3 separate regions of the Homo sapiens genome follow, and regions 1 and 3 are each linked to region 2. Evidence: chromatin loops called from intact Hi-C (ENCODE). Cell type or tissue: MCF 10A. All regions are shown on one strand.

Evidence for each region. A loop is a pair of places that touch in the nucleus more often than their neighbours do. Peaks named below come from ENCODE experiments on the same cell type or tissue, not always from the same donor. Only the 100,000 strongest peaks of a DNase experiment are listed, where the experiment ranks them.
Region 1: a loop joins it to region 2, with 11 times the contacts of the local background. A loop is called at or near these places in 6 of 110 quality-filtered maps.
Region 3: it touches region 2 in a loop (15-fold over the local background); 4 of 110 quality-filtered maps call a loop at or near these places.

The regions. Positions count from the first base shown.
Region 1 is chr2:232,288,509-232,296,508 of GRCh38, reverse strand. The region is part of intron 13 of DIS3L2 (DIS3 like 3'-5' exoribonuclease 2); the gene reads right to left. Among named protein-coding and RNA genes, the nearest start is that of ALPP, 86 kb to the left of the region's middle. RefSeq lists enhancers at 2,955-3,676, 3,677-4,400 and a silencer at 3,686-3,775. In MCF 10A, a CTCF peak has its summit at 3,676 (motif pointing right); a DNase peak (open chromatin) is centred at 3,708.
Region 2 is chr2:231,902,075-231,910,074 of GRCh38, reverse strand. No RefSeq gene overlaps it. Among named protein-coding and RNA genes, the nearest start is that of MIR1471, 14 kb to the right of the region's middle. RefSeq lists enhancers at 3,709-4,326, 4,327-4,945. In MCF 10A, a CTCF peak has its summit at 3,838 (motif pointing left); a DNase peak (open chromatin) is centred at 3,814.
Region 3 is chr2:232,361,139-232,369,138 of GRCh38, reverse strand. No RefSeq gene overlaps it. Among named protein-coding and RNA genes, the nearest start is that of ALPP, 14 kb to the left of the region's middle. RefSeq lists enhancers at 3,203-3,799, 4,981-5,070. In MCF 10A, CTCF peaks have their summits at 1,211, 1,412 (motif pointing left) and 3,384; a DNase peak (open chromatin) is centred at 3,358.

The sequences.
Region 1 (8,000 bases), 390 kb before region 2:
TCCCACAACATGAGGGATTACTAAAATTCAAGGTGAGATTTGAGTGGGGACACAGAGCCAAACCATATCACCTACCAAGTAAAGGCTTTCCTTTATCCTGACAAAAACCACTTAAATTAGGTATTGCTATTTCCTTTAAACAGATGAGGAACTTGAGGCTGAGAAAGATTAAGTAGTTTGAGCAAACCACAATTAGAACTGGAATTTTAACCAAAATCCATGCTCCTTTCACCTCACCAGCATTACAGGACTTGGTGATGGTCTGGAGATAAAGTCAGTGAGAGAGGGAAGAGTCAACAAGTGTTCAGGATTCTCTGGCTCAGGCTGCAGGGCAGATGCTATTGCTACTCACCCTGACAAGGAAGAAAAACAGGTTTGGGAGAAGAGTTTGAGTTCAATCTGAGATTGCGGATTCTAACATACCTGGGAGGCATCTAGTGGAGATGGCCAGTAGGCTGCTGAACATACAGTTCTGAAGTTTATAAGCAAGATTGTAACCTGAAGGGATAAGAGAGCCCTGGATAGAATCCTGAGAAACACCTGTATTTAAGAGCTGGACAACAGAAACTGGGGAGTGGCTATGGAGTTCTGAGTTCTGACATTATAGAAGCCAAAGAGAGAACATGCCTCAAGGAGGGCATAGTCAGCAGCGTTAAATCCTTCTAAGAGGTCAAGTAACAGAGAACATTCCCAAACAAGGAATCCTTTGGATCTATCAGAAAAGACTCTTGCAGGGAGTGCTGGGGGCAGAGATCGGGGTGACAGGTTGAAAAACGAATAGAAAGCCAGGAAATGGCAATCATGAGTGAATACAACTCTTTTAGCAAATTAGACAGTGCTAGGGAAGAGGCAAGATTCATGAAATGGAATGGGAAAGGATGAGAGGATGTGAGAGTGTACTGAAGGTGTTTGAAGGGAGTATATTTAAAGATGACAGAGACTTGTTTCAATGCTGACAGGAAGAAGGCACTATGGATGGTGGAGTAGAAGACATTAAGAGAGACAGAGAGAACTGCAGATTCAAGGTCTCTGAGATGACAAGGGATTGGATCCAACACAAAAGTGGAACCCCTTTCTTGGCTGCAAGAGGAAGGAAGATGGGCAGCGATAACAGTAAGATCTGTGGATTGGGCAGGGGGGATTTAGAATGTCCTAGTATGATTTTTTAGGTTCTTTCCTGAAAATTAGGACACAAATTATCTGCAAAGAATGGGGAGTGTGATGGGGGAAGGAGTTTGAGGAAAGTGATGAAGGTTTGAAATTGCTCCTTTGGAGAATAGGAAAAACAGTTGACCTGGGCAGAGCATAAGGATTGCCAGGGAGTATTGCCAGGGAGTATTCGGAGGCCACAGGATCTGAAGTTACTGTAGCAAGCATCTGTCCCACTGTTAATTTTTTTCTAGCAACTTAGACATTAGTGTGAAGAAAGTTAGGTTGGTCCAAGCTGAATATCTGCCAGGAAGGTATGAGGGAAGAATAAGGGGGTAAGGGAGTGGAGATACAATACGGCAGCATATGGACCAGGAGACCTACGGGGGAACAGGAAGGAAATAAATGGGAAAGAGGCTGATGGGAAGAAAACAGAAGGAAGCGGCTGGGTGACAGATGTCTGGAATGGAGCTAATATTTATTAAGCACGTCCTCTGTCCTAAGCATCTCTCACGCTGATCTTATTTAATCCTCGCAAGAGCCCTGCAAAGCCGGTTCCTACCTCTATGTTACAGGAGAGTTTATTAAGTATTTGGCCCAAATTACCAAGTAAGTGGCACAGCTGAAGTATGGTCCATGTTGCTAATCACTGGGTGTAGTGTCTGAGAGGTCAAGGAGAGGAGTGTGGGAGTCACTGGATAAGGGAGTTGAAGGGGCTGAGGCCATGGTCAGAGAGCAGGCTGTGTGTCTGACCTTGGAGATGGCTGGTCAAAAACAAGATCCAAAAAGAAGTCAAGGAATGGAGAGCCAAGGGTCTGGGTAGGGATAAGGGTAGGGGATCCTTCATGAGGACTGAAATTCACCCAGGATGATGGTATGCTGTTTCCACAAAGTATGTCCCTACTGGTGTGTAGGTGCTTACCATGTACAAGGTTCAAAAGATGAATGAATGGGTCCATCTGGTTCCTGTAGCAAACACGGATGCATAGCTAGCAGGCATTTCCTCCTTGCTAAGGATGGCCTACTTTCACTCAGCTATTCATTCCCCTGTCCTGCTCCCCATTCTAGGGGGTCCGGGGGGAAGCAGACCCAACCTCTAGCTCCAGGGCTGGACGTGACAGCTCTGAGGTAAGAAACCTAAGCCAATCAGGGCATGGCATTTCCTGGCCCTAGAAACTGGTTCAGGAATGGATGTGTGACCCAACCGAGGCCAATGAGGTACGAGGGGATGCTTGTTGAGTGCTTCTGGTCATGCGGGCCAGAACTGCTGCAACCAGCTTGCCACCAGCCTGAGAAGGGAGCCAAATCATGGAGGACACAGACTCCAAAGACTGACAAAGTGGGCAGCCAGTGCCTTGGTGGAGGCAGGCCTGGTCCCTGCCACCTCCGGGCCCTCTACTGCCCTTGTGTAATTTGTGCTCATGCTTCTCCTAAGGACACTGACACACAATGTATCTTCCTACTCCCTTGGCTATGTTCTCCTAATCCGCTCTCTAGAACATAGCTGTTATTTTCCTGAAGCATAAACCTGGTAACACTTCCCTCTTTAGTACCTTTGACGGCTTCCTGCTTTTGGAGATATGAAAGTGAATTCAACACAGCCCAGGCTCGCTGAAGGTTGGTTGTTCACATGAACAAATATGGACAGTAACAGAGCAATGGAAAGAGGTGGGCCTGTGCTCGGGAGGGTGTGCCAGCCAGGGAGGCCCTCAGGACAGACAGAAGGAGTCTTACAGGACAGGGAAGGGTCACTCTCCAGCTCCTGCAGAGCTCCATGCACTCCCCGACGCGGTCCACTTCCCTGAGGGGTTCAGAGCAGACCAGGCTCTCTTAGGCCTCTGTGCCCTTCCTCATGCTCCACCTGCTTCCAGGGGAGCCCTTCCTGCCTGTCCCTCCTCTGTCAAAGTGGCCCTGATCTTTTGTTTTCCCCTTCGCTGGAATGCCAGAGGTATTTCCCCCAGAGAATCCAAGGGTGGCTTCACCAGGTCTCCTGGGCAATCGGTGTCCTTATCACTGTCACAGCAGGTGTCCAATGTCATTCCTTCAAAATAATTTCTTTTTCTTCAGTAAATAAATTCTGCCTCACGTCTGCCTCCTGCTCAGTAATTGCCACCAGATGACCAGCTGTGGCTCAGACACTCTCAGTGTTCAGGTGTTGCCATCTTGTCAGCACCCTCAAGAGGCACAAGCTCCTTCCCTCAACAATGCTCACTAGATACTTCCTAGCTATCAGGCACGGCAAGGAACCAGGCAGCAGCAGCGCTCTGGCCCTAATCACCACCTGCAGGGACCACCCACAGAGCAGCTCAGCTTGGGAAGTCAGCCTGCAAGAATGGCAGCCACTCAGACTTCACAAGGTCTTTCTCTCTCCAGAGGCAGCTGCCATGTCAAGCAGGAGAGCTCACCACTACCCAATCCTTTCCCCAGGAACAGGCTTCCCTGGGTGGACAGTTTCCAACTGCACAACGGTCCTGGTATTGAGTGAAGAGGGAAGGAAGTGAAGGACCCAAGAGGCAACAACAAGGTTGCTCTGTCAGCTTCCACCAGCAGAGGGCGGAAGCCTTCAAAAGGGTTCAGTTAGAGGCAAGGCTTTCATCCCAACAAGGAAAGGGCAGTCTCCCCAGGGCAGAAAATGGGAGAGCCTTCTCCTTTCAGGGGCTCAGGCTGAGGTCACACAGGAGGGCAGGCTCCAGGCGGCCAGAGCATGAGACTACCACTGGGTCCCCTTTGGACCTAGGCCTCCTGCTCTAGGGTGGGGCCCCCAGGAAACTGGCCTTAAGAGAATCGCGTGGGTGAGCTCTAGGAGCCTGGATGAGTTGAAGGGACTAGGACCCTTGGGAGAGGAGAATCTTCCCCAGACTCTGTGGGAACATGGGATGCAGGCCCTGTTGGGGTTGTTGGGCCTTTGAGAGGCCCTCCTTCCGCCCGTCTGAGCTTTCTGGGTAGGATGACAATGGAGACAGCAAGGCGACCCTCCCAGCAGATGGCAACAGGTGGGTAACAAGAATGAGTGACTGAGGACTATGTACAGCTTCCTCAGGCTGCTCAGATTATTGCTGCTTGGGGATGGCACTTTAGGGAGAACTTAGGGGCAGAAACAATGTCCTAGGTAAGCAGAAGGAGGGGTGTCCACTGAGTCTTTTAATGTAACTATTAAAAGATATGTGACCTTATTTTGGATCCCAGCCTGGTGAAGACAGTGGGCCAGGCTACATTCATAAGAATAACCAGAAGCGTGACGAGACAAGACAGGAAAGTGTGGCTAGGCAAGCATGCCAGGGGTCCCTCTGGGCTACTGAACAGGTAGATCTTTGGCTGGCCCAGGCACACAGGCAGCTTTGTCAAACAGCCATACTTGGAGAACGTCATGCAAGGGCCACTAGGCACTAAACTCCATCAGTTAGGGAAGACGCCACATCAGAGGTTTCGAGGCTTTGGAAAAGTCCTGGCCTGACCTTGGAAGGGCAAAAAAATGAGTTTAAAAGTTTAGGAATTCCCTGTTTTGTTCGCAATACCTCCAAGATGACCTCTCATGGACAACCAAGTCTCTCTCTGCCCGTCTCCTGGAAGGTACTTACAGCCCCAGCAGGACAGAGCCATTCAGCTTTCTCTGCAGACTACTCCATGAATGAGCAGGGGAACCTAGGATGCTAGCTCAGAGCTCCCCTCACAGGGGTGTAATGAGGGAGGTCACTGGTAAGAGCACAGTGTGAGTTATTTGGCCAGGATTGCTCCAGTTCAAACCAACATGGGTTCTCCAGGAGGCCTGTGAATTTGCTTCAATCTGCTAGTTATTAGGACCAAGGTTCAAACACAGGTCAAGGCCGGCCTGGGAAGCCTCCAGCCTCTCCACGGTTGACTCTTCCCCTCATAGTCCACTGGGTCTTACAGGGTGTCCAACTCTTCCTTAAGCTGAAAGTGGTAAATCCTAGCACAGTTCAAACATTTCAGCTATGCCATTTATGGCAGAATTTAAAAGATCAGAAAAGTTACTTCTACCTGCAGCCTTGGTTTTTAATAGAAAAATCTGATTAGAAGAAAATCACATTTTCAGAGATGATCTTGAGTTTTTCTTCTTTAGTGTTCACTGTTTGGTTTGGATTTCCTAAGTATAATTTCTTTTTTTCCATCTCCTTTTTGCTTTCTTTTATAAGACAAAGATGCTGTGGACTTTGCTTTAACTTGGTTAATGACGATTCTATGGCAATGTATTAAATTTCTTTCTCCTAAGTCCACTGAAGTCTTTTTGGACTTGGAGAGAGCTTTTTAAGAAAGAACTTGCTCATTCAGCAGGATTTTCCTCCCCACCCCAAGCTCTGGTTCTGACCTGGAAAAAATAAGAGTGAGAAAGAGCAAGAGAATCCTGCAGTCCTGACGCTCAACTTCACAAACCACAAAAAAGAACCTTTCTCCAGTAACGTAATCATGGAGATTTCTGGCACCTTGGTCTTTCAAGAAAAATACATCCTTCTGCTGGCACAGGGACCCATCAAACTAAACCCTATTCAGCATGGAGTTCCCGATTCATTAGTGTTGGAAAGTCTATAGCGAGGCTGGCCGCTCCCATTGGATGATGCCTCCCTGCAGCGCCGTCTGTAAACCCCACAGCTGTGTTTTCACTTAAAGCCACTTCTCCTGACTGCGCTGCACCTTGTTCCAGAGGCTTGCTCTGTTCTCATTAAGGTTAAAAATGACAGGACAAGGATTCTTCAATGCTGAGGTTTTACTTTCTGAGAAGAAAAAACGTCTGTCTTTGGAGCTATGGTCAACCCACAGGGAGGGTTGCTCTGTAGGAAGGAGCCAGTCCCAGGAGAAAAGGGCCTGGTGGTAGCATTCATGCCCCCAGGTCAAGCCGCCTCCTCTTCTGAAGGTGACTCCATTGCTCACCAGCACGTCTATGGCAGGAGAGTTCGGCTCACCACTGTCCCACACGACCTGTATTACTGGGTGAGCCCAGCAAGGAAGAGCTCGTCCCTGATCCCAGGGTCTCCTTTAGCAGAACAGGAGCACCTTTACCTCAGCAGCTTCCCGATCAGGACCTGCCCAGTTAGTGGGCCATGTTCTTGCCTCTCACGTGCCTGAGCAATATGCAACAGTGAATACAAAGCATGATGAGCAAGTCTGCGTGTGTCACATGCAGCCAGCTGGAGAGAGAGTGCAGCCAATCTGCTCATCCTAATCAAAGCTGGAGAATTTTTGAGGATTTTCATGGCCAAAGAGGATGACTGCGTTAGAACATCACCTTATCAAACCATTTGTGCTCAGAGCTCAGGGGCCTCAGGCCAACTACTGTCGAAGGAATGCAGTTACCCAAAGCTGCTTCCACAGGAAAGTGCCAGTGCTGACTGCAGGAACTGCATATCACCCCTTCCAATGCACAGAGATGGTTGTGCACCTGGGAAAGATGCTATCTAGATTTCCTTGCATATAGAATATACTAATTCTGTTACCTATCTATCTGCTTTCTAAATAAAGCTTGTGGTCCTGCCCTCAGCAGTGGTCCTACCCAAGCTGCAGACCTTGTGGAAGCCTCCCACAGCTACACAGCCCTGGTCAAACACTCAGCAAAGGGAAGGGAAACAGAAGTAGCCCAAGCGACAGGCTCTCCACCCACTCAGAGATGGTCTACACTTTATCCTGGAATCAGATTAGGATAGAGGATAGTTATGTGTGTAGATCATATGAGCTTGGCTCTCTAGCACCTGCCTTCCTCAAGGGTGGGTTAGTATGTTCCTCTATTTTCACCAGATTTTGTCTTAAGAAATAGCCTTATAAAATCTCTTTCCTGGCTGGGCGCGGTGGCTCATGCCTATAATCCCATCACTTTGGGAGGCCAAGGCAGGTGGATCACCTGAAGTCAGGAGTTCAAGATCAGCCTGGCCAACATGGTGAAACCCCATCTCTACTAAAAATACAAAAATTAGCTGGGCGTGGTGGCGGGCACTTGTAATCCCAGCTACTCGGGAGGCTGAGGCAGGAGAATCGCTTGAACCCAGGAGGCGGAGGTTGCAGTGAGCCAAGATGGTGCCACTGCGATCTCAGACATGAGAGAGGCAAGAACACGGGCCAGTAACTGGGCAAGGCCTGGACAAGTCTCCAAAAAAAAAAAACAAAAAACAAAAAACTCTTTCCTCATTTGCCCAAAATGCAAACGCTGTCCACTGTTGTAACACTGAATATTTCCAATATCAAGCCTTAAGTGAGAAGCTGCTTTTAGGTGCTAAGAAAAATAATTCTCAATGTTCGATGGGGTTTGTTGTAAGAGATAACCTTGTAAACTCTCCCTCCCCCACGCCACCAAGCAGGACGACTGCATCTGTGATATTGAAATCAGAAAACATGAAGCCCAGTCACAGGAGCTGTGCCCACCCTTACAGATGTCAAATTCTTTCTGACACTCCTCTCCTTCATTCTGATTTTCTGTCTTTCTATTATTTAAATGCAGCTCACTGTTCATTTCCTTTGTTGTAAGTCCTCTCAAAATCTTTTTGGAAACAGATGAGGGTATATATAAACAAAGCAAAGTTCTTCAAAATATAAGCCAAACATACATAAAAATATGAGATCCAGGCAAGTTTAAACACAGACTGATGAAACAATGACCATAATGGTAGGCATTCAGTTCATGGAAAAAAAAGAAAACGGGACATTCCCATACAATACTCAGAGCCAGTGATCAAGCTGGCTGTATTCTTGAAAAAACAGCAGAGAACAGAATGATCTTCCAGGGAATTGGCCTCAGTTTCCAGGGACTTGAGGAGTCGGGGAGTTATATAACCCCAAGCGGGGAGCCAGCAGCTCTGACCTTGTCTCTGTTCTCTCCCAGATTCTGGGGTTGGTGGTGGGGTTCC
Region 2 (8,000 bases):
TGCAGTGAGCTGAGATTGCGCCACTGCACTCCAGCCTGGGCAACAGAGGGAGACTCTGTCTCAAAGAAAAAAAAAAGCCACAGAAATGGCTGCTCAATTTCTGTTGTTGTCATTATCAAAGTTTTAAGGCTTCCTTTATGATCCTGCAAAGCCCATTTCCCCTAGGCCGCCACATCCGTCCTCTGGCAACAATTCCCCTTGTGGTCCCTTCCTGTAATGAGAAGGTCTCTCTGACCGTTAGGCCTGAAGACAAACATCTTAGAATACATGTGGTTAGACAAACATCTTGGCCCCTCTGAGCCGCAGTTTCTTATCTGTCAAATGGGAATAATACCTAATTCAGAGGGCTGAGGGTGGGGGTGGGGAACCAGATGCCGGATGCTGTGAAAAGGTCTTTGCTGCTGGCACAGTGAATACTTAATAAGTGGCAAGACCAATGATAGGATGCACATGGATTTGGGAGGCTGAGGTGGGAGGATCACTTGACATCAGGGGTTCAAGACCAGCCTGGCCAACATGGTGAAACCCCGTCTCTACTAAAAATTCAAAAATTAGCCAGGCATGGTGGTGCATGCCTGTCGTCTCAGCTACTTGGGAGGCTGAACCTGGGAGGCAGAGGTTGGAGTGAGCTGAGATCGCACCACTGCACTCCAACCTGGGTGGCAGAGCAAGACTCTAAAAAATAAAATAAAATAAAATAGTACTTGCATAACATGCGTGGGCTTCTCCAGCAAAGTATACTGGATACAGGGTGAATAGGAAGCTACGGTCTTTCCTAGGTGATCATCTTTTCAATAATATATATCACCGAAAGAGAATTTTAAAGAGAATACGTGAAGCCACCCATATCTAGAGAGGTTGTAACTCACATAATGCAGACATGGATGCTGGGCACCCCACCCTCCAAGCTCATCCTGGATCCAGCCACATCTTGCCCCTCCTCTGCTCCCACCCTGCTCCAGCCACCTCCATCTCATGCCTGGGCAACTGAAAGAGATGCCCGGGCATGGAAGGGGAATCTCCTTGCTTCCAGTCCTACTCCCCTCTCTGCAAGCCTAAGGGATGAGTCCTACCGCAGGGCCTTTGCACTTGATGTTCTCTCTGCCTGGACAGCCGTTTCCCTAGACATTCTCAGGATGCATTCACTTACTTTTTCATTCAGATCTCCGCTCCAAAGCCAATCCCCCAGTTAGGCCTTTTCCAATATCTTATCTGGAAAGCCTTCTCCCCGCTGCCCACGCCCTGGTACTCCCCACTCTGCTTTCTTTTCCTTCTGACGTCATATTCTGTGCTTATTTGTTTATTGCTCATCTTTCCCATCAGAATGTAAATTCCATGGGGTGGAATTTTGTTTTGTTCCCACTGCAAGTCCAGTGTCTATACCCTAGAACACTTTTTTTTTTTTTGAGATGAAGTCTCGCTCTGTTGCCCAGGCTGTAATGTAGTGGTGTACAATCTCAGTTCACTGCAAGCTCCGCCTCCCGGGCTCAAGTGATTCTCATGCCTCAGCCTCCCAAGTAGCTGGGATTACAGGCGCCCACCACCACCTCCGGCTAATTTTTGTATTTTTAGTAGAGACAGGGTTTCGCCATGTTGGCCAGGGTGGTCTTGAACTCCTGACCTCAGGTGATCCGCCTGCCTCAGCCTCCCAAAGTGCTGGGATTATAGGCATGAGGCACAGCCTGACCCCTAGAACACTTTAAATGCTCAATAAATGCTTGTTGGCTGGGCATGGTGGCTCATGCCTATAATTCTAACACTTTGGGAGGCCGAGGTAGGCCAATTGCTTGAGCCCAGGATTTCAAGACCAGCCTGGGCAACATAGGGAGAACTTGTCTCTACAAAAAATTTAAAAATTAGCTGGCCGTGGTGGTGCAGGCCTGTAGTCCCAGCTACTTGGGAGACTGAGGCAGGGGGAAAGGATCGCTTGAGCCCAGCAGGTCAAGCTTGCAGTGAGCCATGATTGCACCACTGCAGTCCAGTCTAGGTGACAGAGCCCAGACTTCGTTCCCCACCCCGCCAAAAATTTCAGTGTTTGTCAAATGAATAAATCGTCATGTCTATGGCTGAGTTTTGGATAACGGCACAGTTCCAATAAAGCAAAAAAAAAAAAAAAAAAAAAAAAAAAAAAACCATGGAGTTTAATGGAAGTGTCTTTTACGCAGTGCTAAAAAAGTCTAATCTATACTTTTGATGGCTTATTGTATTAAAACCCCCACAAAGCTCTGTGAGTGGGAAGAGCAGCTCAGGCATCTCAGGGAGGTCCTTGGCACACATGCCTCGGGGCTTCGCAAACCACTCAGAGAAACTGCTGAGGTCAGTGGTGTTCTCAGAAAAGGGCGCTGGGGGCCATGAAGAAGAAAGTCAAATGCTCCAGGAAGTGGCAGGAAGCTAGATCACACAGGTCATTCCTAGACCCCTGGGAAGCTTGAGGAGGCCCAAAGACCACCTCCAAGAGAGCCTTCCCTGCCTGGAGCCCACTGTTCTGAAGGCACTTTCTAAGGCCACTGGGTGCTAATGCAGCACCCAAACACTGTTTGAAGCAGGTGTGGGAGGAGAGGCAAACAACCGCATCTATCATAAGTCTCTTTTTTTTTTTTGAGACAGAGTCTCGCTCCATCGCCAGGCTGGAGTGCAGTGGCGCGATCTTAGCTCACTGCAACCTCTGCCTCCTGGGTTCAAGCAATTCTCCTGCCTCAGCCTCCTGAGTAGCTGGGACTACAAGCGTGCTACCACGCCCAGCTAATTTTTGTATTTTTAGTAGAGACGGAGTTTCACGATATTGGCCAGGATGGTCTTGATCTCTTGACCTCATGATCCGCCTGCCTCAGCCTCCCATAGTATTGGGATTACAGGCGTGGCCACAGTGGAACTGTATTCTGCCTTTCATAGAACTTGTTTTTTTTTTTTTTTTAGACAGGATCTCACTCTGTCGCCCAGACTGGAGTGCAGTGGCACCATCTCAGCTCATTGAAGCCTCAACCCATCCTCCCACCTCAGCCTCCCGAGTAGCTGGGACTACAGGCACGTGACACTACACCCTGCTAATTTTTTTTTTTTTTGTAGAGACAGGGTTTTGCCATGTTGCCCAGGCTGGTCTCAAACTTCTGGGCTGAAGCGATGCACCCACCATGGCCTCCCAAAGTGCTAGGATTGCAGGTATGAGCCATCGCACCTGGCCATATAGAATACAGAACTTTTTTCTTTTTTTGAGACAAAGTTTCCCTCTTGTTGCTCAGGCTGGAGTGCAATGGTGTGATCTCAGCTCACTGCAACATCCACCTCCCAGGTTCAAGCGATTCTCCTGCCTCAGCCTCCCGAGGAGCTGGGATTACAGGTGACTGCCACCATGCCTGCCTAATTTTTTGTATTTTTAATAGAGATTTCACCATGTTGGCCAGGCTGGTCTCGAACTCCTGATCTCAGGGGATCCACCCGCCTTGGCCTCCCAAAGTGCTGGGATTACAGGCGTGAGCCACCATGCCCAGCCATAAAGAATTCAGACTTTTAATAGGAGTCTGTCTTTGTTTCTGACCCCAATGCTTTTACATTTCTTTATGTTCTGAACAAAAGAAGTACCACCAAATGCGTTCCACCACCACCAAAAGACACTGGCTCTGCAGTTGGGCAAGGACTAACCACAATGACAGTTCAATTTGGTCCAAACATGGTGGTATTTAAGGTTAGCCAATAATTCTCAACATATCGTCCGTCATTCTTTATTTTTTAAAGTCCAGTGAGGTCTGAATAGTATCTGTGGCCGACACTGAGAATCTAAAAGCTGGCAATTTTAAGGGGAAAACCACAGCCTCCTGGTGCCCTCTGGTGGTGAAGCAGTAGGACTGCATGAAATTACAAAGTGTTGAGTCAGTCGCTCCCAAACTAGAACATATTCAGATCTGTTAAAACACAACTTGCTGAAACTCACCCTCAGTTCTAATTTGGAAGGTCGGAGGTAGGACCTGAGAACTGGCATTTCTAACAAGTTTCCAGGTGCTGCTGCTGTTCCTGGGACTGCACTTGAGAATCACTGGTTTAGGTTACCTAGCCCAAACCTGCTTCTATCACAGTACTAGACTGCATGCTAGAACATTTTTTCCTTTTTTTTTTGAAATGGAGTCTCACTCTGTCACCCAGGCTGGAGTGCAGTGGCACAATTTCGGCTCACTGCAACCTCCGCCTCCCGTGTTCAAGTGATTCTCGTGCCTCAGCCTCCGGAGTAGCTGGGATTACAGGCGCGCACCACCACGATCCTCGGCTAATTTTTGAATTTTTAGTACAGACAGGGTTTCACCATGTTGGCCAGGCTGTTCTCAAACTCCTGACCTCAGGTGATCTGCCTGCCTCGGCCTCCCAAAGTGCTGGGATTACAGGCATGAGCCACCACACCGGCTAGAAAATTAACTAAAACAAGCATTTTTCTACACTTGAACAGTGGCTGCTGGCGATTTTTTTGTTGGTTTTCAATCTTCCAAATGTTTGCAATGTGGTTATAAATTTTTTAAAAGCAAAGCAAAACACCCAAAGGACATGATTCTTGTTGGAGAACTGTTACCACGGGCCTTTCCAAGAGGCAGGCACAGACCACTGTTGGCAAAGATGGACTGGTGCTTTGGATCGTGGGCCCCTCTTTGCCTTTTTCACAGCTTTCTGTCCAAGGCCCTGCTGTTCCAAAGACCACACCAGGTTGTGCCCAGACTCCCTGTGGAGCTGGCTCCCCAGACACAGCCCTAGACCCTGGAGGATCCACTTCTCCCCAGAAGCTGGACTCTCCCTCTGCCCAGGGGACTCCAGACCCGTCTCCTCTTGCCAACCCCAGGTGCTCGCTCTTGGCTGCACCCTGCTGCTCCTCAAAGAGCTCCTGGGAGAGGAGAGTCTGGCCTGGGCCCAGCCCAGCCCTGCCTGTCTGCTGAGGGGGCAGGGTGGGGCGCACAAATGAGACGCTCAACTCCCATGGCTCTGCTGAAAGAAGCCAGGCCCTCAGGCACTGGGAGAAAAGTGCCTTTGGGGGTGGCAGGGGCTTGGAATCAGCATCACCAAGGCCACAGGGACTTCGTCTGCACCAACTCTCTGGCTTAGGGAGCAAGGGTCAGCCACATTCTCTCAGATCAGTTAAAACCATGATGCCTCTCACCTCCCAGGATGTAGATCAGAAAGTGAGTGAAGGGGGAAAGGCACTCCAGACTTAAAAAAACAAAACAAAACAAAACAAACCCAGGGGAGGACCCAGTTGGCCTAGCTGGGGTCAAGGACCCACCCCTTGGGCAGTCAACTGTAGTACACGGGTTCTGTGATGAACACCCCTCACCCCCAACATGAAGGCCTTTGATGGGCTTCATCCTAAACGAGGCTGAGCAGACAAAGTGAGTGTCCCAGGGCTGGATGGGGACCGGAATATGACTGCCCCAGAACCTGGCTCCCAGGGCTGCAGCAGTGTCCATGCCTGGCTCCACCCCCACCAGGGTAGACAGAAACCACCTGGGCTCTGCACACAGCTGCACTGCGCTTCCTGCAGCCAGGTATTGTGGTGGGGACATTGGAGATGGGGCAGCGCCTCAGTCAGGCCACCTGACCAGCGCACAGTGACCCCAGCACTGCAGGTGCTGGTGGGGTATACCACCCCCCAGAAGACAGGGCTCCTAGAAGGCCTCAAGGTGGCCAAAGTTCCTGGAACTGCCAAAGTCCCTTATCGCCACCCCTTCCACAGGAGGCCACAGCCACTTTCTCCTCCTCCGCCGAGGCTGGGGAGGTGAGAGAACTCTGCTCTGGCCAACGCCCTGGAGACGGCCTCCTGCTAGTGACGGCTGGGCCCTGACTGGGGCAAGGAAGAGCTCTGGGCCGGCAGGCGGCTGGGTCGTAAAAGTGCATGCACCTGCTGGGCATCCTTGGGCCCTGCAGGCTGCACCCAGCCCCAGGCTGACATCCTGTTCTCAGTCCCAGCGAGGAGCCTTCCCTCCTGGATGCTTGAAGGTTCCAGCCTGCTATGGTCTGAATATGTCCCCCAAATGTGTGTTGGAAACTCAATCCCCAAAGCAACAGTGTTGGAATATGGGAAATGTTTAGGTCATGAGGGCTCTGCACTCATGAATAGATTAATGCCATTCTAAAAGGGCTTGATGGTGCCATTGACTCCCTCATCAAGAAGGGAGTTTGGTTTCATTTTGCCCTTCCAGCTTCTGCCATGTGAGGACAGAGCGCTCCTCCCTCTAGAGGATGCAGCATTCAAGGCGCCATGTTGGAAGCAGAGAGCAGACCCTCACCAGACAATGGACTTGCTGGCAACTCACTCTTGAACTTCTCAACCTCCAGAACTCTGAGAAAATAAATTTCTGTTCTTTATAAATTACCCAGGCTCTGGCATTTTGTTACAGCAGCACAAAGTGGGCTAAGACATGGCCTCCTCCTGGACGTACGGGTGAAGCACTGGTCATCTCTGCCAAGCATCCCTGCCCATAAGGCCCAGCTCCCCCCACAGCCAAGGCCTCCCCATGCACATGGCTCGTGTCCACAGACACCTTGCTGGAGAGCACGTGAAAAGGCAGGTGCTGACCTTGCCCAAATGCCCACATGCCCCTGTTCAGTAGTGGAAACCCACATTCTCCCCTTCAGGCCAGGCTGGGCCACGAAGAAGTCAGGCCTTGCCTGTCCCCTGGATCCTGGGTAACTATAAGATCTGCTTAGAAGAACTCTGGAGGCCAGGTGTGGTGGCTCACACCTGTAATCTCAGCACTTTGGGAGGCCGAGGCAGGTGGATCACTTGAAGTCAGGAGTTTGAGACCAGTGTGGTCAACATGGTGAAACCCTGTCTCTACTAAAAATAAAAAAAAAATCAGTTGGGCGCAGTGGCAGGCACCTGTAATCCCAGCTGCTCAGGAGGCTGAGGCAGAAGAATCACTTGAACCCGGGAGACAGAGGTTGCAGTGAGCCGAGATGGCACCACCGCACTCCTGCCTGGGCGACAGAGCAAGATTCCATCTCAAAAAAAAAAAAAAAGAAAAAAAAGAAAAAGAAGAAAAGAACTCTGGGGCCTGGAAGCCAAGGAGTAACATCCATGCTAAGTGCAATCAATCCCAGGCCCTCAGCAAGATGTGGGTCCCAAGGGCAGCTGGCTGTTGGGGATGGAGTGGAGGCTGGTTATCAATAATTCCAGGTCCTTCCATCATTTGCCGGATTGGCTCAGCAGTCTCACAATGTGTGACAGGCAGAACATTGAGTCCCCAAAGAAGCTCACGCCCTAGTCCTAGAGTCTGTGAATGTGTCACGTGACATGGCAAAAGGCCTGCAAGAGTGAGTTATGGATACAGACCCTGGGGTGGGGAAATGATGCCAGGTAGTCTGGTGGGGCCTGATGTCATCACAAGCGTCCTTAAAAGTGGAAGAGGGAGCCAGATGAGTCCATCAGAGGAAAAAGTGGCTGCAGAAAAAAGGCAGGAGATGCAATGCTGCTGGTTTTGAAGACGGAAGAAGGGGACCCAAGTCAACGAAAATGTGGGCGGCCGCAGGAGCTGGAAAAGGCAAGGAAGCAGATTTTCTCCTGGAGCTTCCAGAAGGGAGCGCAGCCTTAACAACGCTTTAATTTTGCCCATGAAACCCATGTTGGACCTCTCATCCGCGAGAACTGTGAGATAAATCTGTGTGGTTCAAAGCCACGACATTTTGGTAACTTGTTAGAGCCACAGTGGGAAATTCATATGCCACGACAGCCTGGCTGTCCAGAGAGGACAGTGCCGAGCTGCCAGCGACATTTTTATTTTTTATAATAGCTTAACTGGGATATAATTCACATACCACGTACTTTACCATTTTTTTAGAAGTGATCTTGCTGTGTTGCCCAGGCTGGAGTGCAGTGGCGTGATCATGGCTCACTACAGCCTTGAACTCATAGGCTCATGCCATCCTTTTGCTTCAGCCTCCCGAGTAGCTGGGATTACAGGTGTGAGCCACTGCACCCTGCTAATTTACCATTTAAAGTATACAATGTACTATACAATTTTTTTTTT
Region 3 (8,000 bases), 460 kb before region 2:
ATAAAAATAAAAACAGGCCAGGCACAGTGGCTCACATCTATAATCCCAGCACTTTGAGAGGCCAAAGCAAGAAGATTGCTTGAGATGAGGAATTTGAGACCAGCCTGGGCAACAAAGCGAAATCCCATTTTTCCAAAGCAAAAACCCAAAAACAGCTGGGCATGGTGGCACAGGCCTGCAGCCCCAGCTACTCGGGAGGCTGAGGCAGGAGGACTATATGAGGTCAGGAGTTTGAAGCTACTTGAGCTGCGATGGTGCCACCATACCCTGAGCCTGAGTGACAGAGCGAGACCCTGTTTCTAAAAAAAAATTAAATTTAAATTTAAAAACTTAAAACATTAAATTTAAGTTAGAAAAATTTAAACATTTTAAAAACAGAATTAAAAATTCCCCTTGGTATCAACAGTTCCTATTTCTAAAAGCCAGCAGGGCCAGATAGCCTCAGTCCTCCTCCCCCGCGGGGCCCAGGTGGCCCTGGGTGCCTGGCCGCTTCAGGACAGCGCTATACTAGAGGGCCATGGCTGCCCGCAGGACCCCCTCCAGCAGGCTGAAGACGGTGATGACCTGTACAGAGCCCGGCTGGGAGGAGACAAGGACGGCAGGGCCTGATGTTGAGGCGCAGCTCCGTCTTGGTCCCTGCAGGAGGACCCCAGGCCCCTCCCTCAGCCTCTGGAAGCCTCTGCTCGCCAGTCAGTAACGGAGGCCTGCTCCAGGATGAACGCCCTGGGTCAGGGCAGAGCTGAGCGAGTCAGAGGCCACGTGTCCCTGATGCATCCTGAGAGCTCCCAAGACTTACAAAATGCAACCTGGGGGCCTGGCTCCACCTTTGGGGCATGTTGTTGGTGCAAACGGTGCCAGAGAATTTCTTGGGTGTAAACTCATAGCTTTCATCAAGTTCTCAAAAGGACCCCAGAAGGCCAGCACCCCTGCAATAGAGGGACAGGCAGAGAGCCCCGCCTCTCTCCACTGTGGTTGTCCCCAAGAGAGGGAAGGTGGTGCCAGAGAGCAGAGCTACAGGAAGGGGGTGGGGGTCTGAGTGAGCTGGGAGGCCCTGGGGGTCCTGAAACCCCACCCGGGAGGCTGCAGTGCTGGGGGAGCCCACCAGGGCACATAGATGAGGGCAGAGGGCACCGCAGGAGGAAGGGGAGGGCTCGCCGGGACTTAGGGGAACGGGACACAGAGGGGGCCACCTGCCCTTCCACCCTGGAGGGCTTCACTGCTTGGAGGCGGCCCTTGGCCCTCAGCCCTGGCCCACCCCTGTCTGGCTGGAGGGAGCTTCAGGGAGGCCCTACCGGCTACCTTCGGCTGAGGCAGCAGGTGAGAGTGACCAAGGGCCAGGGGCGGGAGCTGGGAGGGCCTGTGGCTGTGTGTGCTACAGGGAGCAGGCGGTGGGGGGTCCAGGGCTGACTGCACTGAAGTGGGGACAGAGAACTGTGGCAGTGGAGCACTGCGCTCCCTGCTGGTGCCATCTGTCAGTACAGGTGGGGCTGGACCCACTGCAGGGTGAGCTAGGCTTGAACTTCAGGACACACAGCCCCGAGGGTCAACGGGTGGACTCTGTCGTTCCTCTTCTGCTCAGCTCCCGGTTTACTACACACAACGGGCTGGACACTGTACTCCCAGGGCACTCTGGATGTTAGGAAATTCAAAGCCAGGCACAGGGGCAGGTGGTGACCTGCAGACCCCAGGGTCAGCTGGAGCCAAGCCCCTAAGGCAGCATTAGGACAGGCCCATGTCCCCTTGGAGAGAGAACTGTGAATCAACAGTCACTCAGGGAAGGAGACGAGCCAGGGACAGTTCTCTTCCTACTGCTCAGCGGACACTCCATCCAGAGTGGCCAAGGACCATTCTCTGGCTTCTTCTTTCTTCATGTCCCTTTTAAAACAGTCCCCAAAGCCAAGCAAGCCTGGGGCCGGGACCCTTTCTGCATAAGGGCACCCAAGGGGAGGCCAGGAGGCGGGGAGACCACAGGTGCCCATGCCTCTCTCCAGGAGACAAATCTGGCACCAGAGCAGCTAGATACAGAGTGTCGATCGGTGCATTCACAAACCCTGAGCTAGACACAGGGTGCTGATTGCTGTGTTTACAAACCTTGAGCTAGATACAGAGTGCCGATTGGTGTATTTACAATCCCTGAGCTAGACATAAAGGTTCTCCAAGGCCCCACCAGAGCAGCTAGATACAGAGTGTCGACTGGTGCATTCACAAACCCTGAGCTAGACACAGGGTGCTGATTGCTGTGTTTACAAACCTTGAGCTAGATACAGAGTGCCGATTGGTGTATTCACAATCCCTGAGCTAGACATAAAGATTTTCCACGCCCCCACCAGACTCAGGAGCCCAGCTGGCTTCACTCAGTGGATTCCGCACCGGGGCTGCAGGTGGAGCTGCCTGCCAGTCCCGCCCCGTGCGCCCGCACGCCTCAGCCCTTGGGTGGTTGATGGGACTGGGCGCCATGGAGCAGGGGGTGGCGCTCATCGGGGAGGCTCGGGCCGCACAGGAGCCCATGGAGGGGGTGGGAGGCTCAGGCATGGCGGGCTGCAGGTCCCGAGCCCTGCCCTGCGGGAAGGCAGCTAAGGCCCGGTGAGAAATCGAGCGCAGCGCCGGTGGTCTGGCACTGCTGGGGGACCCAGTACACCCTCTGCAGCCGCTGGCCCGGGTGCTAAGCCCCTCATTGCCCGGGGCCGGCAGGGCCGGCCGCCTGCTCAGAGTGCGGGGCCTGCCAAGCCCACGCCCACCCGGAACTCCAGCTGGCGCGCAAGCTCCGCGCGCAGCCCTGGTTCCCGCTCGCGCCTCTCCCTCCACACCTCCCTGCAAGCTGAGGGAGTTGGCTCCGGCCTTGGCCAGCCCAGAAAGGGGCTCCCACAGTGCAGCGGTGGGCCGAAGGGCTCCTCAAGTGACGCCAAAGTGGGAGACCAAGCAGAGGAGGTGCCAAGAGCAAGCGAGGGGCTGTGAGGACTGCCAGCACGCTGTCACCTCTCACCGGGGCCGAGGAACAGGAGCACCGCAGACCTTCTGGTAACTCTCTGCCATCGGATTCCCGGGCAAGGGCACCTCTGAGCTCCCTGGCAGGCGAGCCAGGAGAATGCAGCCATTCCTGCTGCAGAAATATCTGCATGATTTGTCATCTGCCTTCGGTCAGGCCATCAGCACAGAAATGCTTCAGATGCACACAATCATGCATACTTTTGCCCTCTCGCTCCACAAAGATTACCATGTGCCAGGCACGGACTTTCTCCCCATGGAGTCGGACAATCCTCCTGGGCAGGAGCATCCAGGCTGTTTCCTGGTGCCCCTTCCCCCTCCAGCCCAGCTGTAGGCCTAGGGGAAGAAGGACACCTGGAGCTTCCAGGCCGACCTTAAGCTGCATTTTGCAGTGTGGCCAGCAGGACGCAGCATGGCCCCAGATCGGGCAGCACTGAGGCTGCAGGCTAAGGAGGCCACCAGGCGGGCAGGGTGAAAGAGCAGGGCTGTGTGAGGTGGCCCCTGGTTACTCCTCTGTGCCCATGCCCCACCCTCTATGGGTTTAGGAACTGAATATCTGGGGGCCTCTCAGGGCTGAGCCAGGCTCCTGCTCTCAGTTCCTGCAGGCGCTCTCCACATCCCTTCTCATGGTCTTCAGTAAACACGAGGACAAGGACAGGAGGGAGGGGAAAGGGAGAGGGTGGGGCTGCTGCGGAAGCCCCTGCCAAGACCACAGACCTCAGGCAAGCTGCTTCCCTGGCAACTCCGCTGCCTGCCCTCCCTGGACCCCAGCACAGTCCCCGGAGTCACCTCTGCCCTCGACAGAGAACAAGTGCACTCTTGGTGACCTTGAACGTGAAGCCTGGTGAGGCTTTGGAGGAGAGGCCCACCTTGCCAGGGCCCTTGGTGTGGCTGAGTCTCTGCTTCCCTTGCCGTCTCAGCCTCTCCCTCCCTCTAGGGGGCTGGGGGTCGGGACAGCGCCTGTGGGGCTCTGGCCCAGCCAGTTGGGCCACATCAAGCAGGGACCCAGACAAAAGTCAAGGGCAGTGAGTAGGGAGCTGGCACCGCAGAGAGTCCACTTCCCAGGCGCAGCCTTGGCCATGATGTTTGAGGACAGCTGCAGGGGCTGTTTGGTGCCCTCATGTCCTTCTGATGCTGCAGGTAGCGATGGGGGCAGAGAGAAGAGGTGGGCTCCGAGCAGGAGTGAGCAAAGGTGGGGCTAGCCCCTGGCTCTGGTGATGGCACCCTGGGGTGACTAGAAGGTGGGTCCCCAGTGGAGTTTGGGGACAGAAAGGTGCAGGCCAAGCCCAGCACTCCATCCCCGGAACGGAGAACTGAGCTGAGCAGTGCGGGGCGGGTGGGCTGGGTAGGTGGGAGTCAGGGCTCTCATTTGGGGCTAGCACAGGGACCCCTCGTACAGTCTCATACTCTCCTCACAGGATCCAATGTACCTGCCAAATTGATAAGAAATTCACCCCAACCCTTCCTTTCCCAGGACAGTCAGACTGGCTTTGGAAATGATTAAAAGTTGATCTGGGCCTGGGCAGAAGGGCATGGCTGTTAGCCAAAGCTGAACTGCATTCATCTTCAAAGACTTAAGAGAAGCAGCCCCTTCTACCCTCAGCCACCAGGACCATTCTGTCACATTCTGTGGGAGGCTCCTGCTAATGGAATGAGGCCACTCACAGAGCTTGGTCAATTAGCTCTTGCTGAAAACTGCTAACGTGGAACTTTGGTAAGTATGGCATGCAGGGAGTGGTGTATCATCCCATCATCCCAGCACTTTGGGAGTTCAAGGCGGGAGGATTGCTTAAGCCCAGGAGCTTGAGACCAGCATTGGCAACAAAGTGAGATCCCATCTCTACAAAAAAAAAAAAAAAAAAAAAAAAGTCAGCCTGGTGTGGTGGAATGTGCCTGTTGTCCCAGCTACTTAGGAGGCTGAGGCAGGAGGGATCCCTTGAGCCCAGGAGGTTGAGGCTGCAGTGACCCATGATCGCATGACTGCACTCCAGCCTGAACAACCGAGTGAGACCCTGTCTTGAAACAAAATCAAAAGAATTGCTCCCAGCCAGTTTCACTTTCATTTCTTCTGAACACCAAATTTTCAAGGACTTAGGCAGGTCCTTACTGCAGGCTTGGAGCCTGTGGGCTCTCCTGAGGCCATGAAGGCAGCTGCTGGGCCTGTCTCAGAAGCAGAGTGCCCGAGCACAGCCACTTCTCCGTGGCTGGGCAGCCCTCAGAGCGCAGGTGGCGGCCACCTTTACGCGGGACCTGCCGTGTTCTTAGTGGCCGGAAATTGAGTGTAGTGTGGTAGAAACCGCAGGGCCCCGGGAGGCAGGGGTCTGCAGGGCACTGAATTGCAGGCTGCTGGGGAGGGAAAGTGGAAAAGATCTTGGTGGCTGCTCTGTCCCGGGCCAGGCCAGGTGGGGCTGGGGGCCTGGGAGCTGGAAAGTGGAGGCCTGGAGTGAGGCAGCTGCAGGCAGAGCCCCTGGCCTGGGTCAGGGAGGGGCACCGGGAGGAAGTGTAGCTGCTTGACTGATGGACCCTCGCCCACAGCTGGCCATGCACCCTGCTGCCAGTCTCCAGCAGAGGGTGCCGTGGCCTCTGGGTGGCCCACCAGTCACAGCTCGGGCCTCTCGCTGACCCCTCTCCTCCTGGGTGCACTGCAACCTCCTGAATGCATTGGACGTTCCCATGAAACCACAGAGAAATGAATGGGGCCCAGTTCACAGGCATGGAAAAGCCCAGAGGAGAAGGCCTCTGGAGCCAAACATCACATGCCTGCAGGGGAGGCCAGAGCCAGGTTTCCTAGGCTGGGAGGCTCAGTCCACGGCAGGGCCTTTCTATAGGTGAGTCGGCGGGGCCCTGCTGCAGCCAGGCACATTCAGCTACTGTTTTTCTAGCTCCAAAGGACGGAAGTCCCCAGAGGCTAGGTGGCCACATTTGGGCCCTCAGGCCTTGCCAAAGGGAGGCCCAGTGGCTATAGTGGTTTTGGGGAGGGGGCTTGCTGGGAGCTGGGGCTGGGCTCTAGGCACTCAGGTGTTCAAGGGATAAGGGTGTTCTGGAAAGGTGTTCTGGTGCAGGTCTTTTTCCTCTCTTCTGCCCGCATACACGCTCTCAAATACCAATGCTGCCAGAGATGGCTAGGTAAATGAGATGAACCTGGGCTTCCTGGGACCTCTGGCAGCTTTGCTGCTGCAAATTGGAACACATTTGTTCACCTTTGAAAGGTGCTCTTGCCCCCATGCCTGCTAGGGGCAGGTTCTCTTCAGCAGGGCCACCACCCCAGCCAGGTAGCCCCTAAAGGCTGCAAGAAAATGAGAGCACAGCTGCCATCCTGGGCTGGGCTCTGTGCACTTTCCCATGTACTCCTCAAACCTCTGGTAAGGCTGCCACCTCCCAGCTGCATCCGGCTCTGGCCCCTCTCTTGTCTCAGAGTCGCCCTGGGCTGAGCACAGTGCTGAGCATGTTTGCTTTTCCTGCCCTCAGTCTTCCCATCGCCCGCAGAAGGTGCCAGGTGCTGCCTTTGTTGTTAATGCTCCTCCCACCACCCCATGGAGACTTGATGGGCCCCAGATGTGCTGGGTCAGGATGTTACCACACAGCAGGTGGATCCTGTCTCTCCATGAGTGTATTCGTCCATTCTGCAGTGCTATGAAGAAACACCTGAAACTGGGTAATTTATAAGAAAAGAGGTTTAATTGGCTAACAGTTCCACAGGCTGTACAGGAAGCATGGCTAGGGAGGCCTCAGGAAACTTTCAATCATGGCAGAAGGCAAAGGGGAAGCTGGCACGTCTTCCATGGCCAGAGAGTGAGGAAGAGAGAGAGGAGGGGGAGGGGCTGCACACATTTAAATGACCAGATCTTGTGAGATCTCACTCGCTATCACGAGAACAGCAAGGGGAAAGTCCTACCCCATGATCCAGTCACCTCCCACCAGGGAGCTCCTCCAATGCTGAGGATTACAATTCAACATGAGATTTGGGTGGGGACACAAATCTAAACTATATTGTCACTGGTGGAGGGTTGTGACTGCAGGTTGTCCAGGTTCTTGGCCTATTGAACAAAGAATTGGACAAAATGCCCAGCAAGGCAAAGAAAGAATGAAGCAACAAAAGAATGAAAATGGGGATTTATCGAAAACGAAAGTACACTCCATGGTTTGGGAGTGGACCGAGCAGCAGCTCAAGGGCCCAGATACGGAATCTTCTTGGGTCCAAATATCCTCTAGAAGTTTCCCATTGGCCACATCATGCTCACCTCATGTAAATGAAGTGGTGGCCTGCAATCAGTCTGATTGGTTACAGAAAGCAGCCAACCAGAGGCTGAAGTGAAGTTACAAAGGTTACACTCCTGTTCAACCAATCAGAGACTAGGGTGAAGTTACAAAGTTATACTTCTATTGAAACGAAGATGTGGCCAGCAATCAGTCTGATTGGTTGTGGACAGCAGCCATTCAGAGGCTGGAGTGAAGTTACAAAGTGGCAAACAAAGACTGGACCTTCAATCAATCTGATTGGTTGTGGACAGCCAATTTCCCATCTGCCTAGCAGAAAAGGTGAGGGGGTTGCAAAGGGAGTAGCCTGTGGTCCTTTTGTTACTTAGGCATGGAAAGGTAGGGTTCTGCCTTCAATTTAGTTCTAGGAAGTCGGTGTGAAACAGGCTTAGGTTCCCTGTGTCCAGACCCTATTCTCCTGCCTCAATATTGGTATCACCCAATGATCACCCAGTGACCATAACCAAGGAGGATTTAGCAATGGGATTTTGTTACTTGTAACAGGGAACCAGCAGGGACAGTTCCCAAGGCAGTGTGTCTCTGAGCTGGGCACTGGGTCAAATTTTAGAAGCATAGGCTAACGAGGTGTGATGTTACTGGAAACTGCCATGGGGGTGACACCAGAGCTCCAACTGCTTTTTTTTTTTTTAATTTATTATTATTATACTTTAAGTTTTAGGGTACATGTGCACAATGTGCAGGTTAGTTACATATGTATACATGTGCCATGCTGGTGCGCTGCACCCACTAACTCGTCA